Linked DNA regions of Homo sapiens: region 2 is linked to region 1. Evidence: read pairs that join two places in POLR2A ChIA-PET (ENCODE). Cell type or tissue: K562. All regions are shown on one strand. Each heading gives the region's core, and the rest is flanking DNA. Links, peaks and the distances in the headings are about the cores only.

What was found. Peaks named below come from ENCODE experiments on the same cell type or tissue, not always from the same donor. Only the 100,000 strongest peaks of a DNase experiment are listed, where the experiment ranks them.
Region 2: POLR2A ChIA-PET joins it to region 1 with 5 read pairs; 22 of 35 experiments call an interaction of 5 or more read pairs at or near these places.

The regions. Positions count from the first base shown.
Region 1 is chr11:46,326,201-46,331,570 of GRCh38, forward strand. No RefSeq gene overlaps it. Among named protein-coding and RNA genes, the nearest start is that of DGKZ, 19 kb to the right of the region's middle. RefSeq lists a silencer at 4,874-5,015. In K562, for the core only: no CTCF peak of the experiment used is centred there; no DNase peak of the experiment used is centred there; H3K27me3 peaks cover 2,719 bases.
Region 2 is chr11:46,247,503-46,252,872 of GRCh38, forward strand. No RefSeq gene overlaps it. Among named protein-coding and RNA genes, the nearest start is that of LINC02489, 24 kb to the right of the region's middle. RefSeq lists a cis regulatory region at 98-442. In K562, for the core only: a CTCF peak has its summit at 258; DNase peaks (open chromatin) are centred at 269, 1,329, 2,259 and 3,109; H3K4me3 peaks cover 248 bases.

The sequences.
Region 1 (5,370 bases), core at 131-5,130:
TAATCTCAGCTACTCAGGAGGCTGAGGCAGGAGAATCACTTGAACCCAGGAGGTAGAGGTTGCAGTGAGCTGAGATCGGACCACTGCACTCCAGCCTGGGTGACAGAGAGAGACTCCGTCAAGAAAGAAAAGAAAAGAAAGGGAAAGAAAGGGAAAGGAAGGAAGGGAGGAAGGGAGGGAGGGAGGGAGGGAGGGAGGGAGGGAGGAAGGCAGGCAGGCAGGCAGGCAGGCAGGCAGGCAAGCTCCTTAAACGTCACACCTTAGGTGCCAGCTTGTTTACCCTCATCCTGGCCCTGAGGAAAACCATGGCCCTTCCAGAGATCTAAAGAAAGAACACCTTATCCTGAAGGGGTGGGAGCCACCGCATCCTTTCAAGCCAGAGAGTGAAAGAATCAGACGTCCCTGCCCTGAGTCTCTGCAGAATGGAGAAGATGAGATGATTCCAGACAGAATTAGAAGGAATCATCAACAAGCTCTGACATCAAATTGGCCGTGAGGTCTGGAGGAAGGGTGGGGCCTGAAATGACCCACTTGGAGGTCCTGAGTGGGTGATGAGGCTGTTGACCATGACAGGGATTCAGGAGGAAGAGCAGGTTTGGAGAGAAAGATTAGAACTCATTTTAGCACATCTGGCATTTGAGTTGCCTGTAGAACATTCACATTAACATGTAATTATAGGGCTTGGGAGAAAAAGATCCCAGCCAGAGATGAGGAAATTGTCAGCGCCCAGGTGGTAGGTGAAAGCCTTGGGTCTGCATAAAGGGATGTGAGATAAGGGCAGGACTCCAGGGAAGAAGACATTAAGAGTGGAGGGAAGAGGAGTGAACCAGAGGGCAGAGAAGGGATGGTCGGAGAGGAAAGAAAACCAGGAGAGATGAGTGCCCAGAAACTGACCAGGAGAGCACTTCCCGGGGCGATGGTCAGGGGTGTCCTCGCTCCTGGAGTGGAGGCTGAAGCAGGAAGCTCACGTGAGCCCAGGAGGCTGAGGCTGCGGCAAGCTGTGATTGCACCACTGCACTCCAGGCTGGGCAATAGAGCAAGACCCAGTCTCTAAAAAAGAACTTTTTTAAAAATGTGGTTTGGGCCAGGCGTGGTGGCGCATGCCAGTAATCCCAGCACTTTGGGAGGCTGAGGTGGGCGGATCATGAGGTCAGGAGTTCAAGACCAGCCTGACCAACATAGTGAAACCCTCTCTCTACTAAAAATACAAAAAAAAAAAAAAAAAATTAGCCAGGCTTGGTGGCGCATGCCTGTAATTCCAACTACTCAGGAAGCTGAGGCAGGAGAATCGCTTGAACCCGGAAGGTAGAGGTTGAAGTGAGCCAAGATCACGCCACTGCACTCCAGCCTGGGCAACAGAGCGAGACTCTGTCTCAAAAAATAAAATAAAATAAAAAATATGGTTTGGAGCAGTTTTTCAGATGGGAGATCATTGACCATGGTTATTTCTAGAACACAGAGCCAACAGAGGGAAAACCCAGAGGGCCACAGAGAGGATGGTAGATGCGGGGGGTGGGAATGGGATCCAGGGGCAGGTGGATAGGTCCACCTTTGGACAGAGAGGACTAGACAAAAAGGGAGAGCATTCTGTGGGTGCAGAATGTGAGGAGACAGGAAACTGAAGGAGTACTCCAATAACTGAGGTGTGGGAGAGGGGCAGTGTGGAGGGTTGGCATGGGCGTGGAAGGGGGAGAAAAGGGACAGTTTGAAATAGTCACTCAGAAGAAGGAAAGACAAAGCTGACATTTAGTGTGACCTCTCATCATTCATTTATTCATTTAGCAAGTATTCACGGGTGTCCCTTATGGGCAGGGCACCATGCCAAGAATGGAGCTCAAACAAAACACAGCTCCTAAAGGAAAGGGCTGGAAATCTAGGCCGGGCACGGTGGTTCACGCCTGTAATCCCAGCACTTCGGAAGGCCAAGTCAGGCAGATCACCTGAGGTCAGGAGTTCGAGGCCAGCTGGCCAACATGGTGAAACCCCATCTCTACTAAAAATGCAAAAATTGGCTGGGCACGGTGACTCACGCCTGTAATCCCAGCACTTTGGGAGGCCAAGGCAGGCGGATCATGAGGTCAAGAGATTGAGACCATCCTGGCCAACATGGTGAAACCCTGTTTCTACTAAAAATACAAAAATTAGCTGGGTGTGGTGGCGCGCACCTGTAGTCCCAGCTACTTAGGAGGCTGAGGCAGGAGAATCGCTTGAACCTGGGAGGCAGAGGTTGCAGAGAGCCAAGATCATGCCTGTACTCCAGCCTGGTAACAGAGCGAGACTCTGTCTCAAAAACAAAACACAAAAATTAGCCGGGAGTGGTGGCATGTTACTGTAATGCCAGCTACTTGGGAGGCTAAGGCAGGAGAATCGCTTGAACCTCGGAGATGGAGGTTGCAGTGAGCCGATATCGCACCACTGCACTCCAACCTGGGAGACATAGGAAGACTTTGTCTCAAAAAAAAAGAAAGAAAGAAAGAAAAAAACAAAAGAAAAAATTAAAAAAAAAAAGAACTGACAGCCAGGTGCAGTAGCTCATGCCTGTAATCTCAGGGCTTTGGGAGGCTGAGGCAGGTGGATCACCTGAGGTCCGGAGTTTGAGATCAGCCTGGCAAACATGGTGAAACCCCATCTCTACTAAAAATATAAAAATTAGCTGGGCATGGTGGCGGGCGCCTGTAATCCCAGCTACTTGGGAGGCTGAGGCAGGAGAACTGCTTGAACCTGGGAGTCAGAGGTTGCAGTGAGCCAAGATCGCACCACTACACTCCAGCCTGGGCAACAAGAGTGAAACTCCAACTCAAAAAAAAAAAAGAAAAAAAAGAAAGAAAGAAAGAAAGAAAGAAAGAAAGAAAGAAAGAACGAACTGAAAATATTCCATCTCCCTTTTTTTTTTTTTTTTTTGAGACAGAGTCTTGCTCTGTCACCCAGGCTGGAGTGCAGTGGTGCAATCTCGGCTCACCACGATCTTGGTCTTCCAGGTTCAAACAATTCTCCTGCCTCAGCCTCCCAGGTAGCTGGGATTACACGTGCCTGCCATCAAGCCCAGTTAATTTTTTTTTTTTTTTTTGGATTTTTTAGTAGAGACGGGGTTTCACCGTGTTGGCCAGGCTGGTTTGAAACTCCCGACCTCAAGTGATCTGCCTACCTCGGCCTCCCAAAGTGCTGGGATTACAGGTGTGAGCCACCGCACCAGGGCTGCATCTCCCATTTTTGACCAGTTACCCTGTGCCAGGCATTGGACTGAGGATCTGAATATCCCAATTAGGAATTTAAGTGATCTTCAGGGGTGGATATTTTTACAGATGAAGAAAGTGAGGTTCAGAGAGGTGACTGACTTGGTGAAGTTCATGCAGCTGGAAAATGTCAAGGCTGGCATCTGAACATAGGTTTGTTTGGCTTCAGAGTTCATGCTGCCCCTCAACCCCTCTCCCCAGTCCCACTTCCCATGTCCTCTAGGCCTCCCTGCCTCCGCCAGCTTCATATTACTGCACAAGATCTAAGAACATTGGAGCTTCCTGAAGTAACTAAGCCAGCGAGCCCATGGTTGCTGAGCTGGTCAAAATGCGGTCATCTGTGATCACTACCCTCTGCCCATTCATCCAAAGCCATCTTACCGGCCTGTGTTGAGAAGCGAGGCGAGGTTAGTCCCCATGAATAAGCCACCTGTTAACATGCCACCTCCTCAGTGCCATGTGTCATCGTCCCAAGGGGGCCCAACCCCAGTGTGTCCCCAGCAATGGAGCTGCAGTCCCCACGCTCTATTGTCAGCCCTTGGCAGCCTGCTTTGCCACGCACATATGATGGCTTTTGCGGTGGCAGTCATCCTGCTCAAATTGCCACAACAAACACTTTGTTATACCTAAACCAAAGCTCTGGAAAAAGGGAGAGTAGCTGTGGGCAATGCCTGGAGCTGGTATGGGCAGAGGCAAGGTCCCAATCCCAGGCAAAGTTCTGATCTCGGAGAGGTTGGATGACCTCAGGAGCCATTTGGCCAAACTGGGCACATATCTGATGTCAGTAACAGGTACCCCTGGGGTCTTTCCAGGGAGTGACGTAGGCAGGCTGGGAACTCAGCTCCAAAGCAGCATGAGATACTTTGTGGGCTCTGATACCTGTGCTACACTAAGTATGATGTTGGCAAATCACTTAATCTCTCGAAGCCACAGTATCCTTATCTGTTAAATGGTGCTCACCCTCTTAAAGATGCTAGGAGGGGTAAATGAAAGCTTGCACATAAAGCTCTTAGCACACTGGTCAGTTATGCAGTAAATTCTCAAAAGACATTAGCAATTATTTTCTGAGCACAGAGATAATGAATGGGCTGGAGACGGAGATGTTCAGAGGAGCGAGCTGCAGCTGGGAGAGGCTGCAGAAGGTGGTCGGGCTGGTCTGGGGAGGGAGTCTCATTTTCTCCTTCCTCTGTGTGAAAAGCACAGACCACAGCTAAACGATAATGCAGTCAGCAGCTGGTCCTAAGGGGGAGGGGAGCTGTGAGGACAGAGGAAAGAAGCCTCACTTTAAAAAGGATTGAGTGGGGAGAACGCGGCAGGAAAGAGCTCAACAAAAAACCAACCTGGAAACCCAGCAGCTAGGCAGCTGGCGAGGGAATGTCAAACCCAGCCAGAACTACCATAATTCACAGTGTAGGAGGTTCCCCTGGCCCAGGCCGCTTGGAAATAGGAGCCAAGACTCCTGAAAGAGCAAACCCAAGGGCAGCTGACCCCCTTGTAGGGGGTCGGGGACAAGTGCCCCACCCTACCCACTCCAGCAGCAAGACTTCTTTAGAACTTGGCTCTCGGGAGGAAGCTCCCCTGTGACCAAGAAGTTGAATGCAATTCCACTCATCCGACAGGGAAGTACTAGACAGAGACAGAGATGGGAGGTGGAACTGAAGCAAGCTATTCCCTGCCCTTTGGGAAGCTTCCAGATTAGAGCGAAGAGGGCAAACTGCAGGAGGCTGCTACTCTGTGGCTGGCAGCATGATGAAGTGGAAAAGGGCGTGAGTTCTGAGGCCAGAAGCCCTGAATTTAAATCCTGGCCCCACCACTCACTGCCTGAGCCATCTTGAGCAAATAAATCACTTGAATGATATCTCCGTGTCCTCCTCCATAAGACGGAGGAAGTGATAATATCTGCCACCCAGGGTTGTGGCGAGGATCAAATGAGATGTTAGTTATTGTTCAAGGGTAAAGGGGAGGCCCAGGAAATCGTTATGGGGCTGAAGGAGGGAGACTGTATCTGTACTGGAGTATTGGGGAGGGGTTCATGGGGGAGGTGGCACTTGACATGGGCCTTGAAGGGCACTTAACACCTCTTCCATAGGCAGGACAGGGAAGGGGACATACTCCAGGCAATGGGAACAGTCTGAGC
Region 2 (5,370 bases), core at 107-5,106, 79 kb before region 1:
ATCTCTGCAGCGTTTCTCCACTTTGGCACTATTGACAGTCTAGGCTGGATGATTCTTTGTTGTGGGGAGCTGTCCTGGGTATTATAGCATGTTTATCAATATCCCTGGCCTCTACCCTCTCGATGCTAATAGCATACATGTTTACATTCACGTCCAGTTGTGACAATCAGAAATGTCCCTGGGAAGGCAAAAATCAGCCCTTGTTGAAAAACCACAACATCCAGGCCTACACGAGAGTCACATCACCTGTCCCCATGGTGGCGCCATTACCTTGCATTCTATCCAAATGGGCCTAGATCCAAATGATTAGCCAACTCGTATTTCCAATGGCCACTGTTAGATTCCTCAAACTCAGCATGAGTGCCTACCATGTGCCAGGCACTATACTTCATTGTTGACAATGAAGCAGTGGAAAATACAGACATGGTTCCTGCCTCATGGAAATTACAGGTGTATTGGAGAAAGACGGGCATTCAGTAACCACCAGTGAGAGGTGGGGAAAGAAAAAAATGGGATGCCATGAGACCACAGGAGAGGGTTTCTGACTTTGGTGAGGGGATCAAGAAAGGCTCTTAGAGGAAATAAGGAATTAGCCAGTTGGAGATTTGGGGGTAAGGGTGTATTCTGTAGAGGAGGGACTGAGTGTTCAGATGCCTTGAGTTAAGAGAGACTTTTTTTTTTTGGTTGTTTTGTTTTTGTTTTGTTTTGACGGAGTTTTGCTCTTGTTGCCCAGACTGAAGTGCAGTGGTGTGATCTTGGCTCACCGCAACCTCTGCTCCCAGATTCAAGCGATTCTCCCGCCTCAGCCTCCCAAGCAGCTGGGATTACAGGCATGCGCCCCCACACCGGGCTAATTTTGTATTTTTAGTAGAGACAGGGTTTCTCCATGTTGGTCAGGCTGGTCTCGAACTCCCGAGCTCAGGTGATCCGCCCACCTCGGCCTCCCAAAGTGCTGGGATTGCAGGCGTGAGCCACCGCGCCCGACCAAGAGACTGTTAAACATTTCAGAAACCCAAAGAAGTCTGTCTTGGACCAAGCTCAGGACAGTGGGAAGGCGTTTTCTCCTCTCACCCCCAAAACTTGCATTTCCTGTACTCCTTCTCTAGGTTTGTAGCGCAGGCATGTACACTCAGGATCATATTTAACCATATTTAAACCACCACCCCCTCCATTCTCAGTCAACCCCCCTTAGTCACCCAGTTACCAAGTTCTGTCATTCTCCCACCAAAATCTCTCTGCAAACTGTCTCCTTGTCTCCTTGTCTCCTTTCCCACCACCAAAGCCCTGATCTGATGCGGGCTCTTTATTACTCAGCCGAATTTGTGAAATAGCTTCCTAACGAGTCATCCTCCAGTCCCTCCCTCAGAGAAAGACACAGATCTGATCATGTCTTCCCAGGCCTAAAACCCCTCCATGGCTTCCAGAGGCCTGTGGGACAGGCTGCTTCCTTCTCATGGCCTTCAGATGCCCTTCTTTACCTGATCCCAACGTACCCCCAGTTCTCCACTCTGAGATCACGAGCCACACCCCATAGGCCTCCATACTTTTGCCATTCTCTTTGTCTGAAATGCCCTTCCTCAACCAAAACCATTGGGAAATTCCCATACCTATTTTAAAACCCAGCCAAAATGAACTCATGATTCTCTTCCATTCCTTCTAAGAAGCCTCCTCTTAATTCTTCCCTCTGTTTTCACTGGGCTTTATATATTGTTGTGAGTTTACCAGTTGTCATGTTGACCATAGTTATCTATTTAAACCCATCTCTTCCCTCAGCATCTCAGGACCTCAAGGGCAGATAATGTAGTGGACACTGCTGGCTGGCTACCCAACATCCATTCTCCCCCTTCCAGCTTCCTAAGAGAAGCCAAGGTGACGCAAGGCGCAGTGCAGTATTTAGAGTATGAGCTAAGCTGCTGTGACAGACCCAAAGTATAGAGACTGAAGAAGCAAGCCCATGGGGCTCTGTGGAAACTGACCCTTCCCAATAATTGATTCAGGAACCTGGCCCTAACTAATCTGAGTGCAGCAGAGACCTTTCTGGTTTACTCATATGCACCATCCCCTTTTTAAATAACAGAACTCCTGATTTTTGGCGAGCAGATGGCTGCCTCGTTAAAGACTACATTTCCCAACCTCCCTTGCTGTTCAATGTGGCCAGGAGTCTACGTGCTCCCCCAGTGAACAGTGAGCAGACATAATCGGACCACTTTTAAGCTGGGCTCTCAAAAGCACTGTGCATGTGCTTCCCTGACCCTTCTGCCCTTCTCCCTCCCTGGGAGATGATAGAAATTTGAAGCTGTCTCTTTGGACCTAGAGAGGGAAACCACATTTGAATGATGGCCAAGCCCTCCTATCAGTCTTCAACTGCTTTTTTTTTTTTTTTCTGAACTCTCATATGAAAGAGACATACGTTCTATTTTGCTTACACTCGTATGTGGGGTCTCTGTGTTACAGCTTTTCCTATGCTGTACAAAATACACGTGCCTGGCTTTCCCAAATCTTGGGAATTGGTTCCAAAATAGGTATGTGTCCTAGTTAGGGCCAATAGATGCCAGGAAGGTTTGATTTGGGTTTCTAGGAAAGAGCATGCTTGTTTTTATCAGGCAGCTTCATGGACAACCTTCTCTCTTTATCTTCCGCTAGACATTGCAGAGCCTGGAACTAGGGCAGTCCTCTTGCTACCAGCCTAAGGATGGCACCACACACAGAGGAGGGCAAAGTTAAGAGCATTGCAGGGAAATGGAATCAGTTTCTGGACTCATCAACTTGGAAGCCTACAGTGTTAGTCAGCTTGGGCTGCCATAACAAAATACCATAAACTGAGTGGATTCAACAACAGAGATTTATTTTCTCACAGTTCTGGAAGCTAAAAGTCCAAGATCAAGGCGCCATCAAAGTTGGTTTCTGGTGAGGCCTCTCTTCCTGGCTTGCAGATGGCTGCCTTCTCATTGGGACCTCACATGGCCTCTTCTCTGTGTATGTGTGGAGAAAGAGAGAGCTCTCTGGCATCTCTTCCAGATAGGACTGTTATCCTTTTAAGAAGAGGGAGAGATACCAGAGAGCTCTCTGTCTTCTTATAAGAACACCAGTCCTATTGGATTAGGACCTTACCCTTATGACTCATCTAACGTTAACAACTGCCATAAAGGGCCTATCTCCAAATGTAGTCACAGAAAGACATTTGTTGGCTTCAACATACAAGTGTGGAGGAGACATAATTCAGTTCATAACATCACCCTACCTCTGGACCCCCAACCTCCAACTAAGTGAGCCAACAAATATCCTTCCATTGAGGCCAGCTCGAGTTGGTTTCCTCATGTCTTACCTTACAATATTTCACTCCTCTTCCTATCCCTGCTGTTCCTAGACAGACCCCAATGCACAGAAAGTGTCAATCAATATTTGTGGAATGAATGCTCAGTTGCTATTTTTCTTCTTGTACCTGCAACGACTACCTCACAGATAAGCTGTAAGCCTTTCTCTTTCCTCTGCCCTGCAAGTATGTATTATTGCTATTCTTCCTGCTATTCCCCTTTTTTTAGATGAGCAAATTCAGGCTTAGAGAGGTAAAATCACTTGTTCAAGGTTGGTAGGTGACAGAGCTGGCTTTGACCTCAGGTCTGAGAGTCCCCCCAGCCTGGACTCTTAACTAGAGTGCTTGGTGGGAAACCTTTGGAATTTGGCGGCATCATCTGTGGTCTTATAACTTAAGCAGGCATAGGGGAAGGGCATGGTGAGGCCCCAGCCCCGTAAGGTCAGTACTGATGGAGAGAAGGCTAGGACAAGAGAGAAACACAGTCACTGAAGTGAAGTGCAGGGCAGTGAAGACCACCAGGCAATCCAGGTCAAGTATGTGAAGGGAGAGGCCAGCTCTGTCGCTTAGGGTCTCCTGACACCAACAAGTGGGGGTTTAGGAGAAGAGACACAGCCCCAGGTGGACTCCAGGAGGGAGTGTGATCACCAGCATCGAGAGTCCACTGTCCCCTACTCAGCAGGACCCCTGAAGCAGGTGAGGGGTGGCCACAGGAGCAGGAGGCAGCCCTGGAGAGGTCTGTGTCCTGGTCATTTGTTTGGTTTGTTGTCACATCTGTTCCTTGCCTGTGTTCTGCTCAGTATCTTGGAGGGCAAATCACATGCTCCAGACCCTCTTGCCAACTGGCTTCTGATTAGTTTTACCCAATGAAAGTTTCTGGAGGAAGATGGAGGGCAGAGGAAGAAGAGAAGTCTGGGTATTCCTCCTGATCTCCAGATCTGGGTGGCAGCTCTGGCTGTGAGTCCATCTGCTTCATGGCTCCAGCTCCCTTGGGCAGTCCAGGTTCTGGGCTCCCTCCCTTTGTTTCTCCAGCCCTGGGAGCAACCCCACTGGTAGGGGGGCGGAGGGGTGACAGTTTCCTGCTGCTGCTCCTCTCTGGTTGGCCTCCCCACCCCCAGATGCCTTTTCAACATTTCCAACCATTTCCCCTGCTGAACCTGGGTCCTGGTCTCCTGTCTGGGCCCTGCCTGGTACCCCAGACTGGAAGGAGACAGTCACGGTCCTCGTCTCCTACCGCAGCTGTGGATCAAGGCAGTCTCACTGGGCAGAGTGGCAGGAAGCACCTGGGCTTGAGTGTAGGCAGAAGCCCAGTCCTGCCGCCAGGCCACCAGGGTGCCCTTTCAGTGACCATGAACAGAATTCAGCAGCCTCCCAGCAGAACCCCACTGGATCCCAGACCAGGAGCCCTGGCAATTGTTGCAGCTGAGTCTGTAGAATCTCTTCATTCTGTCACTCATGTTCTCCCAGCCTCGAAAGACTCCCAGCTGGGCCACTCCCTACCTGTGTGACACCAGCAAGTCACTTAACCTCGCTGTACCTCAGTGTCCTTACCTGGATTACACAGAAACTAATAGTACCTCCTCTATTGCCATGACGATGAAAGAAGAGAAAACTTGGCACAATGCCTGACACAGAGCCAGTGATCAATAAATGGGAGCAGCAGTCATTGTTATTGTTAACAATAGTAATAGCCTGGGCAGTCCCAGAGGACCTTTGGAGAGCAGGGGCACCCAAGAAGGGGAGGGAGGTTTTACATCTCTCCTGCCACATCAGAGTAAAGACTGGATCCTGAGCTGGGGCTGGGGCAGGAGAGGTCACTGGGGCTACACAAACACCAGGCACTGCTCCTCAGTGTTTGTTCTATGCCTGGCTGTGTGCAAAACATGGAATCGTGTCCTGCGTACTACTGTGTTTAATCCTTCAACCACTGGAAGAGGTATGTGTCTGTTATCATCAATGACGACATACCCATTTTTTTTTTTTTTTGAAACGGAGTCTCGTTATGTCGCCAGGCTGGAGTGCAGTGGTGCAATCTCGGCATCTCGGCTCACTGCAAC